2 separate regions of the Mus musculus genome follow, and region 2 is linked to region 1. A link is a loop called in an ENCODE intact Hi-C map of the cell type or tissue named here. Cell type or tissue: heart. All regions are shown on one strand.

Region 1 (8,000 bases):
TGCATGTAACATACATATGTACAGGTATGTAATCTGTACATGTGCATGTGCACCGTACACACATAAACCACACTATTCTACTTTGTTTTCTGCTGCTATTTGGCTTACATCTGGGTCACAATCCACCATTGAGGGGAGCCATGGCCGGAGCTCGAAGTAAGAGGCCATGAAGGAGTGAGTGCTGCTTACTGGCTTGCTTCCCATGTGTGCTCAGCCTGCTTCTCTACAGACTCCATGACGAGGACTAGAGAGACCCTGTCTCAAAATTGCTTCAATGCTTTAAAAGTACAAGTTCTCTTTAAAAACCCCACATTTCTTAGCTTAGGATCCTGTGACATGAAGAATAAGCTACACCTTATATTTAAATTATAATCAGATCAAAGCAAAATTGACATCCAGCAGTGTCAATCAAACTTGGTGTGGCATCTGGAACTCATAATTTTCTGAACTCCAAAGAGATGGGGCAACTCCGTTTCTCAGGCTCTGCCATCTTTAACACACCTAGCTTGTCACAGGCCCAGACCAACTCCATTCCGCATCAGCTACTATCGTTGGTGGCTATACACTGAGCCCAGTGTCTCCAATATGCTCCACTCTCCACTGAAACAGGTTGAATCTTCACCAATGGCCCCTCACAGTGCCAAGCCCCAGCCACTCTCCTTGACCCCTTCGATTCTGCAGCTACCCTGCTGCCTAAGTCAGCATCACACTGGAGACTCTGAGATATTGCCAGGTTTAGGATGCAGCCTCTTAGAAAAGGAGTGACTAGGAGGTAGACGTGGCACTTATTTATGCATTGAGCCATTTCTCCCATCAATGGACTACCTTTTTGAGAATGCCTTCTGTGCCCCAGCCATTGGAAGGCAGACACAAGCCTAGCTCTTCCTCTCCAGGAGGGCATGATGCAATAGGAAACACAGCCATGTTGACCAGTTATACCAGCATAAATGGTGGTGATTATGGCGGAGAGAAGCTATGTCATTCTGGAGGAAGGACCTCCCACAGAGCTCTGAAGATGGGGCACAAGTTGGCACAGTGCTGAGGGTGGAAAGAGCCTCCAGGGGACAGAGTCACCTGAGCCATGGGGAGAGAATATCACAGAGGATAGCCATGCATATGGCTGAAGGGATAGATACACAAGGCAAGAGGCCAGTGCATCTCGACTGACACTCGGTAGTCAGGATTTATTCTGATTTCGGACAGCTGGTGGCCGTGCAAGTGTTTCTGAGCAGGCTGGTGCTGTAACCATATTCTAAATCGGCCCCCATGGTGGTGGCGGTTTGGATCAGTGGAGGTGGGGGGGATGGGATGGAGGCCAGGAAGCCAGCGGGATCCCGGGCTGTCACTATCCACTGCCATGACCATTCTGCACGGCTGTGTCCTTTCCTCAGGAGCAAGGTCGCACCCTGAGGAAGACCATGCTGGAGTTGGAGAAGCAAGGCCTGGAGGCCATGGACGAGATTCTGAGCAGCCCCGAGCCCCCGGACCCCGCCGAGGTGGGGGACCTATTCTATGACTGTGTGGACACCGAGATGAAGTTCTTTAAGTGATGTAAGCACCCTCACCCTTACTCAAAACTTCCCACCCGACTAAATTACCAGCAGATAAACACTCTTCTGTGTGAGTAAACCGAGAGTTACCATGTGGCCTCCTTGTGTCTAAATGTTCCCTCTGTTCAGCTTAGCAACCCTCCCCCCTTTGCTATGTAACGCGATCCCATTTGCCTCTTGCTCCATTGTGTGATAAGCTATGGGCTTGAAGATGTTCTTATATTTCAGTGACAATGGACACCTTAGCTTCTTATGAGGAACTTGAGTTCCCTCCGCCTTGGACAGGGCTGCAGGGCCACGCTGGTGGGAAAGACAAGAGCTGTGAAGGGCCTGGTCCCTCTCTAGATAGTGGTTTCTTTAGGGTTAACAAAAGGCTTTTGTTCATACCAAAGGCTTTTGTGTGTGGATGGGGGAGAGCCCCCCAGCTTCCTGCCACAGAGCACAGGCCTGTATGTAGCTCATAGTCCCCACAATGTCCTGGGAAGGAACAGAGGACTGGTACAGTCCCAGCTCTGCTCTGGTGTATGCGATTTTTGAAAGACCTGTCTTCTGTGAGCTGTGCTCATGTGCAGTGGAGCAGACCTGCTTCCGCCTGGAGGAGAGCTGGGCATCCATGTTAGCCACAGTTCCTCATCCACAGTGCTCCCACCTGAGGACCTGGCCCTGTGTGGAAATTGATTGGGATTTGATTGTCAGCAACTTGTATGAGATTCATTAAATGGCCCTGGCATACAGCCACACACAGCTGCAAATCTCAGCCAAAGAGGGAAAGGAAAGGGTCGCTCTTGACTGCTGAGAGCATAGCTAATGTACCTGGAATCTGAGCAGCCCTGGTCTCAGCAGAGCCTGAAATTAAACTCATTTGTTTCCAGCATCCGTGTGTTTGCACAAAGGATTTGACGCCACAGGAGTGTGTGAGGAAGACAGGGCGGGCTGAGGGCAGAAGGCAGTGAGACATTTATCCACAGAACAGTCTCCCTCGTCCCACCCACTGCCTCGTTAACTAGATCCCACATCAGTGTGCTGAGTACCTGACCTCCAGGATCTCCTCCACTTTGTTCTCACACCCCACTGCCCAACAGATTCCTTTGGATGCTGTCTGGAACAGGAAAGAGGTATAGGTGCCTATCCACTGCCACTCTGCACGACTGAAGGGCCAGGCGTAAAGATGACTGACAGAAGTGTAGACTAGAGGAGAGGCTAGAGAGCATGTGCTGCGGGGCCTAATTATAGGTCCTCACTCTTGACAGGGCTGAGCAAACAGAAACTGTCCACCAGTGATCTCAAGCATGGCTTAGGGCTGGCAGGGACCTGAGCCCTCATTTCACAATGTGATTCAGGCTACAGGTTTTTTTGGGGGGACAAATCTTGTTTCTCTTCCAACCCGAGAGAGAGAGAGAGAGAGAGAGAGAGAGAGAGAGAGAGAGAGAGAGAGAGAATGTCTACTGTGAGCTCTTTCCTTGATTGGTTTGTGGGTTCCATGTATAAACAAATGGCAAAACACAAGAGATGGGACAAACTCATGACAAACTGGTATCTCTTGCTGATGGACAGAGGGACACAGGTAGAGCAGCTAAGCTGAAAGTGCCCAGCAGGTGCAAAGGGGAAAAAGAACAAGGTTTGAGGAGGAAGTAGTTGCCTGTCCCAGCCTCATCTGCTGAGCTCTTTAAGGAAGGTGGTGCAGAAAGCCGTGCTGTGCTTTCCCTGTGTGGTCTGCCCTCCACCTCTGAGGCCAGCTCATCAGATCTGACCTGCCTGAGACAACCCAGGTAATTTGGGGTTTGATCAGAGGTCTAATGGTAGCAAACGACACAGCGACCTTCTTCATTACTTTGGCCAAGGTTGAAGATGGCTGTGACGCTATTATGCAGGTGTGCACTAGAAAACCCAGTGGTTGTTTTTATTATTGACTGTAGTCCAGCATCACGGAGAAAGGCCAATCCTCTTAGGAGCATTGGACAGCTCAACCATGTTGTCATCTTACCACCAGAGGGCACAGCAGCCCTCTAAGGGTTTTCTCCTCCGGCAATGGATAAGGAGCCCAGCTATGAAAGCTTTGCTTACTGGGATGGATGGGGGCAGACAAGAGGACAGTAGGGAATCTGCCGAGGTGCCCGCACGTACTTTAGTGAGTTTAGCCAAACTAACAGCAGAAATAATACTGGATTTTGAGTAAGCAGACTTAGGAGAATATTTGTTTTAAAATTCATGTAACAGATTTCCCTTTGAAGAAACACTTCTGACATGGGTAATTTCTCAATCAGGGGTCACTTTTATGAACAGCATGCAGAAAAATAGATCTTCGGGAATGTTTAAGATCGATCAGTAAATAACTTCCCAGAAGACCACCCTATGTCTATTAAGCCTGAGGGCAGGGGATCCTGAGCACACTTTGGGCAGAAATAAGTCACGATCATGAAGGATGGACTGCCTGTCTCACCTGTCCCACAGAACCTAACCTAAGCTAGCTAGTGTTGTGGAGATGAGATTTGCAGTAAATGAAAATGGCAGCCTAGCTGGGGGCAGACACCCGAGTGTCTACGTAAGGTAGTAAAGTGGAAATAGTCTTTGCTCATTCTTGGGATGCCTGAACGCTAGCTAAGCATCTGATAAACGCTGTGGAGACTTAGCCCAACACAAGCTCCAGTGTCTGTAGGAGTCGGCCTCACAAGCTGATGAAGCAGCTGTACGCCTAGTAGAGCTCGGTGGTGACGCTCCCTTACTCTTAGATGAATCAGTAGCTGTGAAAATAACTGTCACCACAAAATTACTGTCATCGAACATTGACGCAGGTGATGCTACTCTGGAAGGACCTCAGGGCAGCCAGGTGTGCGTGTCTTGAAATTACTGACTTGAGTTCTTGTATCACAACTAATTTCAGCTGAGAGTTCAGCCTTGGGAGAAAGCACACCATGGTGGGAGAGGTGTGGCAGGCATTGCTCGAGCATCCTGGCTCTCCCATGCCTCCCGCAGCCGCGGCATTTCATTCTACATGGCGCTGAGCCCCAACTCCTGTCCTGTGGTGTGTGTCACACGTGTTTTTACTGACTGAAGCCAACCATCCTGAACTGTCATGCAGAGAATTCTTGCAGGAATCAATAAGGACGTGTCTCTAATCACGTGTGCGAACTGAAATGTCATAGCTGAAGCAGTATAACAGAAAACCTTTGTTTCCTGTGGGGGGAGGACTGAACATGTGGTCTTAACAGCCTTTTGTACAGATATCTACAAATCAAACGATGTCTCTATCCAGTGCTTGCCCTCGGAGTGTCTTTAAATGCACCAAGTGTACAATAAAAACATGGAAGTCAATACCTAGGAGCCTCTTGTTTGTGTCTCATGGACACAGTCGGCACCAGTCACAGCACACACGTATGAGGGACTGGGATTTTCCGGTTGGAATCTTTAGAAAACTCAACCACCTCTTGAGGGCCCTACACTATGCATCTCTACAAAGACAAATTCGCTGTTTAAAAATGAAGCCCAGCTGGGTGTGGTGGGGTACCCTTCTAATCCCAGTACTTGGGAGGCAGAGAAGCAGACGGATCTCTGAGTTCGAGGACAGCCTGGTCTACAATGAGAAACCCTGTCTCCAATAACAATGAAAACACCCCAAACTATAGCCATATGCCACTCTGTCAGAACAGCAGCTGTGAGAACAGCGGCCGCAGTGTGGGGTGCTGGAAACATCAGGCATTGCTGGCAGAAAGAAAGGTGGCTGTCCATTGTAAACTATGGAGACTTTCTCATAAACTGCCACGTGACCCAGGAATTCTGTCACCTGGTATGTACCAAAAGATTTGAAATCAAGGCCCAGAAAGATGCCTGTTCAGTCAGCTTCCTAGCTTATTTTATTACTTACCTATAGATGGATGGATAGATGGATGGATGGATGGATGGATACAGAATGTGGTATATCAAGGCAATGGAGTACTACTCACCCTTAAAAGAAGGCAATTCTGACACATGCTACATACAATCTGTATCAACATTGCGTTGGACAAAATGAATGTCATAAAAAGACATACACACACATATCTGTTTACATGAAATATTTAGAAGGCTCAAATACACAGCCCTTTTGCTTTCCAGAGTGTGCCCTTACTTAGCTGCAGGACCCAAGTGTTCAGAGCTTGACAGTGTGTCTTTATCACTTTACATCCTAGCTATGCATTTACCTCCTGATTTGCCTGATGGAGAAACTGAGACACACCTAAGTAATTTAATCCCCAAAACTCAATAGGTTCATATCCTGGTTTGCCTTTCGACTCTAGTCCCAGTGCCCTGCCCCTCCAAGCTCCCCTCCCCCACCATAAACTTCATCTTCCTTTTTTCCCAGGCTTCCGTGTCCACTAGAAACATAGCTGTGGAGGGGAGCGGCCCCTGCTTGACAGAGGAGGCTTTTTTAAAGGGCTTGCTGAGTTGCAGGGGAGAGACTAGGGTTTTAGGTTGGAGCTTTCCTTGGTGGTAGAGATCTTGCCTATATATATAAGGCCCTAGGGCTTATGTATAGTCAATCCCTAGGACTACAAAATAAATACTTAAAAATTAAACTTTTCTCATTTCAATACATTGGCAGAATTTAGAGGCAACATTCTTGACCCATACTATAGTAATAAAACTGGTAAGTATGTTGTTTTCTATTTTAAAAATGTGTATGGAAGGCACACACACACACACACACACACACACACACACACACACACTAGCATTTTTGGTGTTCCAAGGGCTAGAGGGATGGCACAGTGATAACTTTTAATGCTTTGGGGACAAGACTTATTTCATCAGCAGAGATGGGAGACTTGGACACAGACCTAGAGAGAAAGGAACGCTGCTTCAACCAGACTGAGCTTGGTGCCTGGGTACCCAGTGATGAGCCAAGTAAGGTAGGCAAGTGCAGGCCAGGAGACACACAGCTGCATGGTTTAGTTCTAGCCATTACAAAGACTGATGTCAAAACTGACCTTTGATGCTCTGGGAAGCCCCTTTTTGTTGGTAAAGAGAGGCAAGTAGACACAATGCTCTGGGACAGGGCAGAATAGGGCCAGAGGACTCAAGTTCAGTTCCCGACAAGGGTGTTTGGAAACTCACAACCACCTGTCACTCTAGCTCCAGGGGATCTGACACCCTCTTCTAGCCTCTATAGGCACCTGAACACATGGCCTATACATATATAATCATACACATAAATAAAAATGTAGTTTAAAAGGTGCTATTCCTGGTGTTCCAGAAAATCACTGTCCTATGTTTAAGCGTTTCTGATTTTTTAAAAATGTGCCTTAGTACTTAAAGCCTGACTGTTACACACTGTATTCCCGTACCACAGCCTCACACCATATCCCAGAAACATGTGTATTCATCACACGTCAATCAAAAAGGCTTAGATCAGTACTGGGGATCACAGATGAGTTTTCACAGGGAAACAACCACACGCATTCTCACTTATTAAAGTTTATTAGGTACAAAGGAATAAATCCACAGCAGGGAACTTCAATAAAATATAAAGAACATTGGGTGAGACATCGGGGGAGTCACAGTCTGCAATGTGAGGGTAAGCAAGGCTAGCAGGGGACCTCTCCACATGTGAGTTCATGGCCAGGGGCCTAACCCATGCGCTGCTGGTGGGTACTGAAGGTACCCACTTGGACTTGGAGGGGTAGGCTCCATGACAGGCCTTGAGCTGCTAGGCCAGATCCCTGAGACCGTTCCTCGCTTGCTATTTTTGGTTTCTGCATGTTCCTTCCTTCTGACCTTAAATAACTTTGTAAAAAATATTTATGTGTCGTGTTTGTGTGTGTGTGGTGTGTGCGTGTGTGTGCATGAACAAGGGCACATGTGTGCACATGCATGTGGAGGCCCAAAGGCCATTCACAGGAATCTTTTTTGGTCTATCTCTACTATCAGTTTCTCACTAACCCTGCAGCTTGCAGATCGCTCATTTTGTGAGGTTGGCTGGGCACTGACCTTCCCAGGATCAGCTGCCTCTACCCAACTTTACCCACTCCTCTACCAAGGATTACAGACATGCACCCCTATGCCTGGCTTTTACGTGGGTGCTGGGGATATGAGCTCAGGCCCTCATGCTTGGGCAGCAGGACGTCTCCTGACAGAGACATCTCCCCACTCGTGAATAGTTTAAATTCTTGTGCCAGCAGTGTAGAACATGGTGTCCTTCAGTGTACTGGGCAAACAGACTACTTCAAAGGCAGGGCTGCCTTCCAGATGGCCCTTGTCGTAGTTATGAAAGCTTTTTAATGATTATTACTTTGCGTGGCTGGGAGAAGAGTAGACTGGATCCTGACCTTTCTGCACACTTCCAGAACCAACGCAACAAAGTCAGCGTTGAATGGAACCTTCACCTCTGTTCATGTGGCTGTTACAGTGGCTTGAGTCCTTACCCCAGAGATGTTGGAAACTTGGCCCTGGCTCAGTTTCACCTATCTGGAAGCA
Region 2 (8,000 bases), 76 kb after region 1:
AAAGTGTCCTGGCCCTTCCCACAGGTGCTCTCCTTAGCTGCGCTCTGGCATGCCATCTCCAGAACCAGAGTCAATAAAGTTCCAGGAAACATGCACTGTCCTCTGCCACAAAACTCCCATTGTCTGTAGTAGGCAAGAATCATGCAGAAGACTTAGATCTCCATGGCAACAGTGCTGGTTTTAAAGGCCTGCCAGGGGAAAGTTATCCAAGGTTTCAGGACCAGGAAGAGCTGGTAACGGATCTGTGTTTATCTCATGGTTGCTGTAGATTGGGTAATGATCTGTGTTTTCCTTTTTTTTTTTTTTTTTTTTTTGCTTTGGCTGCCAGGAAGCTCTGACCAGCCTTTGGTTCCCCTCTGAACACTGCATTCACCTTAGAAAACATTCCTGCTGTATACATTATCTCTGATCTCTATGGACTGTGAGGTTTAGGGGTAATCTCAAGTTCTGCTCTGTGTGTTCCTTTTAACTCAGTTCATTATGAATTGTCAGTTGCTTTCTACCTACTTCTGGCAAACTCAAATTGTTTTGTGAAACGGAGCCCATGTTAAGCCCATAGTTTGTAAAAAAGCACAAGGTTTCCATTGTAACAAAAGTATCCCTAATTTGTTGAGGATCGCCATGAATACAGCACAGTCCTATTTACCCTTATCATTATTTAAGGCCTTTTTATTATTCCCATCTTTATAGAAAGAAATTGAATCGCACGGAACTTAGGGGATTTGCCAACAATCATTCAGAGAATCAATGATAGACGTAACCCAATGAGTTCTGAAGTATACACAACACAGCTAGTACTCAGTTTCTATCTGCATGAAGTGGAAGCATCCTGACTTCACAAGTTAAACCTAGAAATCTTTATGCCTGGGAGGGCTCTTGGGATGGTTTTGCATCTCTCAGACTCTTAGCTTAGCCTCGGCAGGAGTTAGCCATTAGCTATTAGAAACAGTACATAGTAGGCTGGGTGCCTTCCTCTGACAGCTGCGTATACTGATCTGAAACCACCTGTGCCTCTTCCCAGCTAACCCCTGGAGCTGACTCTAACTTCCAGTCCAAAGATAGGTCTGGCTGTCTCTTCTGGGTACCGCCATCTGAGATTCATCCTGTCACTGGAATCCATCACCCACAAAGGATGGGACGCTCCGGAACATTTCCCAACAGTGTCTGGCTCACTCGGCACCCACACGGAGGTTTTTTTTTTTTTTTTTTTTTTTTTTTCCCCCACATCTGTTCTGTTTCAGTGTATGCCCCTTGGTGTGTGAATGCTGTTGTTCATGATGCAATGTCTGGCTGCAGACCTGATATGGGGAAAGCCCCTCTGCAGTGCCCCCCACAGAAAGGAAAGAGCCAGGCCCAATAGCAAGGGGAGGTTTCAACTGCACTGCATTGCTGGCTGCGGCCAGGGAGGAGCATGTGGTGTGTCTGTGGAGCATCCTGGGAGCTGAATTGCCCCTCGGCTCTGTGGCAGCGGCCAAGGAACTAAAGAATCCTTTTCTCACCCAGCTGAACTCAGATTTACTAGTTCCCTCTTCGAGTTTGTTTTATCAGATGCTGTGAGCCAAGTTAGTCAAATATTACAATTCCTTTCTAAATATTTCAGCAGCCAGATGGTGGGAGTGTCGCCGTGAGAGGGCAGAACTCGCCAGGAGATAACTGTGTGAGAGGCTCATTGCTCAGGGGACCCCCACACAGATTTCTTGGTAGGCCTGCTCAGTGTCCTCGACTCCTAAACCTCATAGTCTAAGAAGACAAGCATTCAATGTGAAGCCAGAAGCGTGTGGTAAAACAAACATGTTCCCATGTCTCCAAGTTTGGGACTCAAAGCAGACACAGCAGGACATTCGGTCATATAACAGGGCAAATTTCCCAGGATGTCACTCTTTATAATGTGACTTTGTCCTGAAAATTTATCACATGCATACAAGACATTTTATTTATTCTATTAAGTTACGTTTTATAAGTTGATTTTACATTTTTTTGGTTTTGATTTTGATTGTTTTTTGTTTGTATGTGTGTGCGTGTGTGCGTGTGTGCGCGTGTGTGTGTGTGTGTGTGCGTGTGTGCGTGTGTGTGTGTGTCACTGAACTTCTGGAGGTCAGAAAACAATTTGCAGGGTCAATTCTCTCACCACGTGGATTCTGAGGGTTGAACTACAGTTTTTAGGCTTGGCACAAGCTCCTTTACCCACTAAGCCATCTTGCCTGCCCTTTAATAGATGTTTAAACTTTAGCACTGATATCTATTATATCTGTCAAGCATAGAAGGCAGGGAAAGTTGAGGCTACCTGGTGAAAACCCTGTCTGTTCTTCAGTGCTAATTGCATTTGATGTGGCGGCTCTCTCTCTCTCTCTCTCTCTCTCTCTCTCTCTCTCTCTCTCTGGCTCTATTATCCCTTTTGTGTGTGTGTTGGAATGACTGCAAAATCTCAACCTGTACTCTACGGTTGCTGAACAATAATCGCCTAAAAAGAGCGTTGCCAGGCTGGGCCAGCTGGCTGTCTCCCATTCCTGAAACTGAATGTTCTTAGACACACGCGCTCTCCTCCGCCCCTTCTGCTGCCTGCTGACTCAGTGTAGCACCAAGTCACACTCCCAAGTGCCTGAAACCGAGGCTCCTGGAAGGACTAAAAAGGGGTATACAGCAGCTCTACCAAGGCAGCCTGACATCTCTGCGCAGATTTGGGCACCAACAATTGGATGTGGGCGGTGCACTTCCAGTTTGAAGTGTACAGACCCAGGTCCCTGTCCTCGGCACACTCAGCTAACCCCTGTCTCTTTGCATTTCTCATCTGTGGAAAGGCACAATAGTTACAGGAACCACAGGGCTTGAGTTAATGCATATGGAAGCATCTACAGTGCCTGGCCATTTCCTGCTACTTCCCCACTGGTTTTCTCTCCCCTGTCCTTCTCCCTGTTTTCCTGATTTGGTTTTGCTTTAAAATGCATCTCTAAAGTACATTAGCTGGCAGACTTCAGCAGCCTGTGCCCTGCCATGCCCAGTGCCCTTCAGCATCAAATATCCACTTACGTTGTTATTGAAGTAAAAAAAAAAAAAAAAAAAAAAAGCCCCAAGTGATGTGCACAAGTCTAAAGCACACAACTTCCTGAGTTTCTATGTATGGGGAGCATGTCTAGACCTAAAGTGCCTTGAAGGTCTGCCCAGGCCAGTAGGAAGCCCAAAGGCAGTCCACTTCTGACCTCTACCACTACTTTACAGTTTAGAGAGGACAGCTTTTAGGAGAAGGCTGGGACTGGACAGGTAGTTTATCAGTGGAAACTCTGATCTTGTAGAACACTAGGACTCATTCCCAGCACCCACATAGTGGTTCAGGGACATTACATCCTTAACTCTAGTCCAGAGGATCCAGTGCCCTCTTCTGACCTCTAGGGGTTTCCTGGCACAGAGTCGTGCATAGACATACATGCCCGAAAAATACTTACATAGAAAGTAAAAGGAGTGAACATTAAAAACAAGGCTAGAGTGTCTGATGATTATAATACTAACTGGCAGCAAGAAACCCTCTCCTGGCCCTCTCTGAGGTGACGAAGGCAAAGACAGTGAGGCACACAAGCTTTTAAAGTCACACAAGTCTGCCCAACAAATGCTCTCACTTACATCCAAGGACCCCAGGCACAGAAGAGGAATACCACTGTCCCACTGGAAACTTTCCTCAGAGAGTCCCCAGACTGTGTGTGTGTCAGAGATACTTCTGGTTTTTCCTGAGGCCATTAGACAGGCTTCCTGGGTTTCTGGGCAGAACATCTACCCAACTCAGGTTCTCACACTCATGGCAGACACTCCAAGCACACAGAAGACATTGTTTCCACAGGGGAATGGATGCCTGGCATCCTACAGGAGAGCGTGTTCTTCTCCCAAGCTTGCTCCCCGTGAGCTCCTGGCTAGGTATCCGGGGGAATGGCCACAATTACCCAGTCCCGCACACCTCCAAAGGACTTTAAAGGCCATTTGTGGCCAGATGTAAATGGCTAGAGATAATGGATAGACAGACACATACACTCTCTGGCTCCTGACCTAGGCAGGCTTACAGATAAGCCTCGGGGAGTCAGGACTCAGCTCCTGGCCCGACTCTGTCACCAGGAACTGTGTGACCTTGGATAAGTCACTTTTTCCCTCAGGAATTGGCTTTCTTTCTGGGAAATGGTCCAGTATCCTCAGTCCTTGTCTGATTGTGCAGGTTCCCAGATCTCTCCTAATCGCCAGGGACCCTTCCTTAACATCCCCAACACAAGCAAGATCCGCCCTTTTGTTCTCAGGGGAGGGGTGGGGGGTGACGTGGGGGAAGGGAAGCAGAGCCCCCTTGGGGCATCAGACTAAGAGGCCTCCGTGCCAGAAGCTGATAACGGAAGAGTGCTGTCCTGGGAGGTCACCAGGGAGCCCTGAGGTGACCTGGTGTAGCCATGGTCCCTTTCCGACCCGTGGCGGGCAGGGAGCGAGTGGTTGCCGCTAGGGCTGCACGGAGCAGCTCCCAGACGTAGTCGCGGCTGGGGACTACAGTTTGGAGAGGGTCCTGGGCACTCTCACTCACCCAGCGTCTTTGACAACGCGGGAGGCCACTCTACCTCGGGACTGTCCCCAATACCCTCCGCGACAACCCCAATCGGCCACTTACTTAACCCAGGGCCCGGACGCGAGCAGAGCAGCTACCTGCAGCTGGCCGTAACCCGGCCGACTGGACTTTAGCTGGCGCCTCCGTCCCCGCTGTCCCCGTCGTCTCCGTCGTCCCCGTCGTCTCCGTCGTCCCCGTCGCCTCGAGGATCCCGGCTGGGCTGCAGACAGTGCCTGGCGTTGCTTCTGCGCGCCCGGCTAAGCTGGACTCTGCGCTCCTCGCTCGCTCCCAGCCGGGCTTAAGCGCTGCCGGGACGCGGAGGCGGAGCCGCCGCCCCCACCTGCTCCTGGCGGCCGCCCTGGAGCCTCGCCGCCCAGCGCACGGGGACGCGGTCCAGAGGGCGGGGTCGCTCTGGCACCCAGGAGGCGGTCCTGGCTGCGCGGCGGCGCAGCTCCCAGGTACAGAGTCCCGAGTGTGAGCCACGGGGACAATGGGGCCAAGGGCTGGAGTTCCCCTGCACGCCACCTCGTCTATATATTACAAACATTTCTGAGCCCTCGCTAAGCCCCAGACAGCGCGTATATGCAAGGGGACAAAAGGAGAATGGGACAGCCGGTTGTCCCGATGAGCACAAGCAGGTACTTACAATACGGAGCCAAGAGAACATCCAACGTGTACAAAGCAGAGGGACACCCAATTCAGACCTGGGCTTGAGAGGCAGGGGTGGGTGTGTGGGTGGAGAGAGCTGGGGGGCGGGAGGGGGAGGTAGAGAAGCTTGCTCTCAGAGATAGGTGAGCACAAAATATCCTGGTAACACAGGGAGGTAAGTAGCTTCCGGTGGGGCAGAAGTGGGAAGAAGGCAGTTTGAAATCTAGAGTGAAGCGAGTCTGTCCCATTTCCCTGTCCGGCTGTCCAGAGCTTGGAGAATGCTGGAGATTTATGCCTGAGGCTCCTGTGTACACTCAGCTGCTCCAAGTGCAGCAATTCAGGCTGGCATTTCCTGCCTCTCACATCTTAGGCATACTTGTGTTCTGGTTCGAAAAGGAAGGAAAGCTCAATTTGCAGAGAAGAATTATTTCCATGGCCATGTAGAAATCCCACCAGGTCTTCTACGGAGCCCCAAAGCACAAACTAGTTGCATGGCCAGTCATTTATCTTACAAGCTGGGCGGTTTCTGGAGGATATACTAATTCAGCTTTTTAAATGCTTGATTCAAAGTGATGGTGTCTGCAGAGTGGGGCTATTTGGGGCTGAAAACATCATGAAGTTGTTGTGTTCAAGAACCCAGTGTCTCATGGCACAAGTGGTCCTTCTTGCATCCTTTTTCTCTGGACATTGCAACAGGATTCAGTCTCTGGGAGCCACGTTCCAAATACCTAAGCCGCTCTCCCCATCGTCTCTATGGACAGAATCCAGAGTGATGACCAGTTAAAGACTAAAGACTATAGTGCCAGTGCCTTTCCTGATCACCGAGACTTTCTTAGCACACTAGCTGAGTTCAATTCCCAGTACTACCAAAAGAAAACAAAGCAAAGCCCCTCAAACAACAACAACAACAACCATAATAAACCTTATCAAAGTTAATATAGTAGGAATAGATGAGATAGCTTGGCTAGTAAAGGCACTTGTTACCTGGCGACCTCCATTGGATTGATAAATTGGAAGTGGGAGTTGTGTGTATCTGTGTGTCTGTCTGTCTGTCTGTCTGTCTGTCTGCCTCTGCCCTTCCATTCCCTATTCTCTTTATGCTTCAGTATCTAGTGATGCTACACCTAGATTTTAACCAAGAAACAACTAATGTGTTACCACCACTATCTACAACAGAGTAGAAGATGGAGACAGTGTGGTGTTGCTAAGCACCTGAGACAAAGCCAGCAGCTATCCAACTCTGGTCTATTTATTAGATGGAAAAAAAAAATGCTGTTTGTATAAACCACTGATATGGGGGCTTCTCTCTCTCTCTTTCTTTCTTTCTTTCTTTCTTTCTTTCTTTCTTTCTTTCTTTCTTTCCTTCTCTCTTTCTTACACTAGTATTTATTTATTTACTACCCATTTTGTTCCAAATAGGAGAGTCCTATTTGGGAAATAACAGTTTTTAGAGGTCCAATCTTACAGTTAAGTGTATTTCTAGTGGAAAAATGTAACTTGAGAAGAATAAACCTTCCCATCTCCTCCCATCGTTCACCAAACACCTGCGGTAGCTCACTTCCAGGTGTATGTTTATGATGGTTCTGCAACTTCTTGGGATCTTTAGTAGAAAGGTACCAAGGAAGCCCAGGTGGTTTGCAGCATGTCTTCGCTTCACCATGCCAAATATTTACAAACCAGCTCTTACATGATGAAAGTGCTCTGGTACTCAGAGAACAAAGATGGATTTGCAGCTCTGTCCTCTAGGAAGTAGCAGCTTAGCTGACAGGAAGGTGAGAGGGGCCCTGAGGTTCTGGGTGAAGGGTGATGCTTCCTGGATGGAGAGCTGATACAGAAGGGATGGACCTGCGGGAGGAAGTAATGATCACCTGAGCAAGCTCAGAGTTCAGCTTAGTGTTAAAAAGGAAGCTCAGAAGTTAACAGGCTTGTCCAAGTCAGGGGGTTTCTGAGAAGAAGAGCTGTATATGAAAATGAATCCACAACATTCCTTTCTGCCTCACTGCCCGGCCCAGAGCCTAATGAAGGGCATGTTCACTGGGGCAGCAGCTGGATACATCACACACGATGTCTCAGCTCAGTGGTACCCGGTGCCTTCATTTTGGTAGCTGCCATTCTATTACAATGGAAGCTCCTTTAAGAGAAACCCATCATTCTGGCAGTGATGACACACAACTTTAATCCCAGCACTTGGGTGGATCACTGTGAGTTTGAAGCCAGCCTGGTCTACAGAGTGAGTTCCGAGACAGCCAGGACTGTATAGAGAAACTGTTTCAAACAAACAAATAAACACCCAAAACAAAACAAAACAGGATAGCCAAGGCTACATAAAAAACCTTGTCTCGACGGGTGGTGGTGGTGCACGCCTTTAAGCCTAGCACTTGGGAGGCAGAGGCAGGTGGATTTCTGAGTTCGAGGCCAGTCTGGTCTACAGAGTGAGTTCCAGGACAGCCAGGACTATACAGAGAAACCCTGTCTCAAAACAAACAAACAAATAAACAAACAAAACAAACAAACAAAAACAAAACAAAAACGCAAAAAACAAAAGAACTTGTCTCAAAAACAAAAACAAACAAACGAACAATCCCATCTTCCATCTAAACCCCTTGCTTCGACTAATGGCACTAACATTCAGTGATTTTCCTAAGTCCCAAACTGGGTCTGCCCTATCATCTCACTGACTTTACCCCTGCCATCTGATCTGTCACATTCGGCCTCCCACACACTTTCTGCTCCTTGCCAACTTCTGCTGCTGTTGCTGGAGTTCATGTCTGGTCTCCTGTCATCT

The links. Hi-C counts contacts between places; a loop is a spot of excess contacts. Peaks named below come from ENCODE experiments on the same cell type or tissue, not always from the same donor. Only the 100,000 strongest peaks of a DNase experiment are listed, where the experiment ranks them.
Region 2: a loop joins it to region 1, with 2.7 times the contacts of the local background. A loop is called at or near these places in 2 of 42 quality-filtered maps.

The regions. Positions count from the first base shown.
Region 1 is chr6:54,502,754-54,510,753 of GRCm38, reverse strand. Wipf3 (WAS/WASL interacting protein family, member 3) reads right to left here. Exons shown (of 9, transcript NM_001167860.2): 9 at 6,986-8,000. Scrn1 (secernin 1) reads left to right here. Exons shown (of 8, transcript NM_027268.2): 8 at 1,392-1,938. The coding sequence ends at 1,550. Among named protein-coding and RNA genes, the nearest start is that of Gm52863, 5.7 kb to the left of the region's middle. In heart, a CTCF peak has its summit at 3,534 (motif pointing right); DNase peaks (open chromatin) are centred at 7,693 and 7,983; H3K27ac peaks cover 672 bases.
Region 2 is chr6:54,426,526-54,434,525 of GRCm38, reverse strand. It overlaps Wipf3 (WAS/WASL interacting protein family, member 3), which reads right to left and starts at 4,840. Exons shown (of 9, transcript NM_001167860.2): 1 at 4,666-4,840. It overlaps 9130019P16Rik (RIKEN cDNA 9130019P16 gene), which reads left to right and starts at 4,305. Exons shown (of 14, transcript NR_033635.1): 1 at 4,305-5,205. In heart, a CTCF peak has its summit at 4,940; DNase peaks (open chromatin) are centred at 2,585, 4,435 and 4,925; H3K4me3 peaks cover 1,793 bases; H3K27ac peaks cover 1,646 bases; H3K27me3 peaks cover 1,390 bases.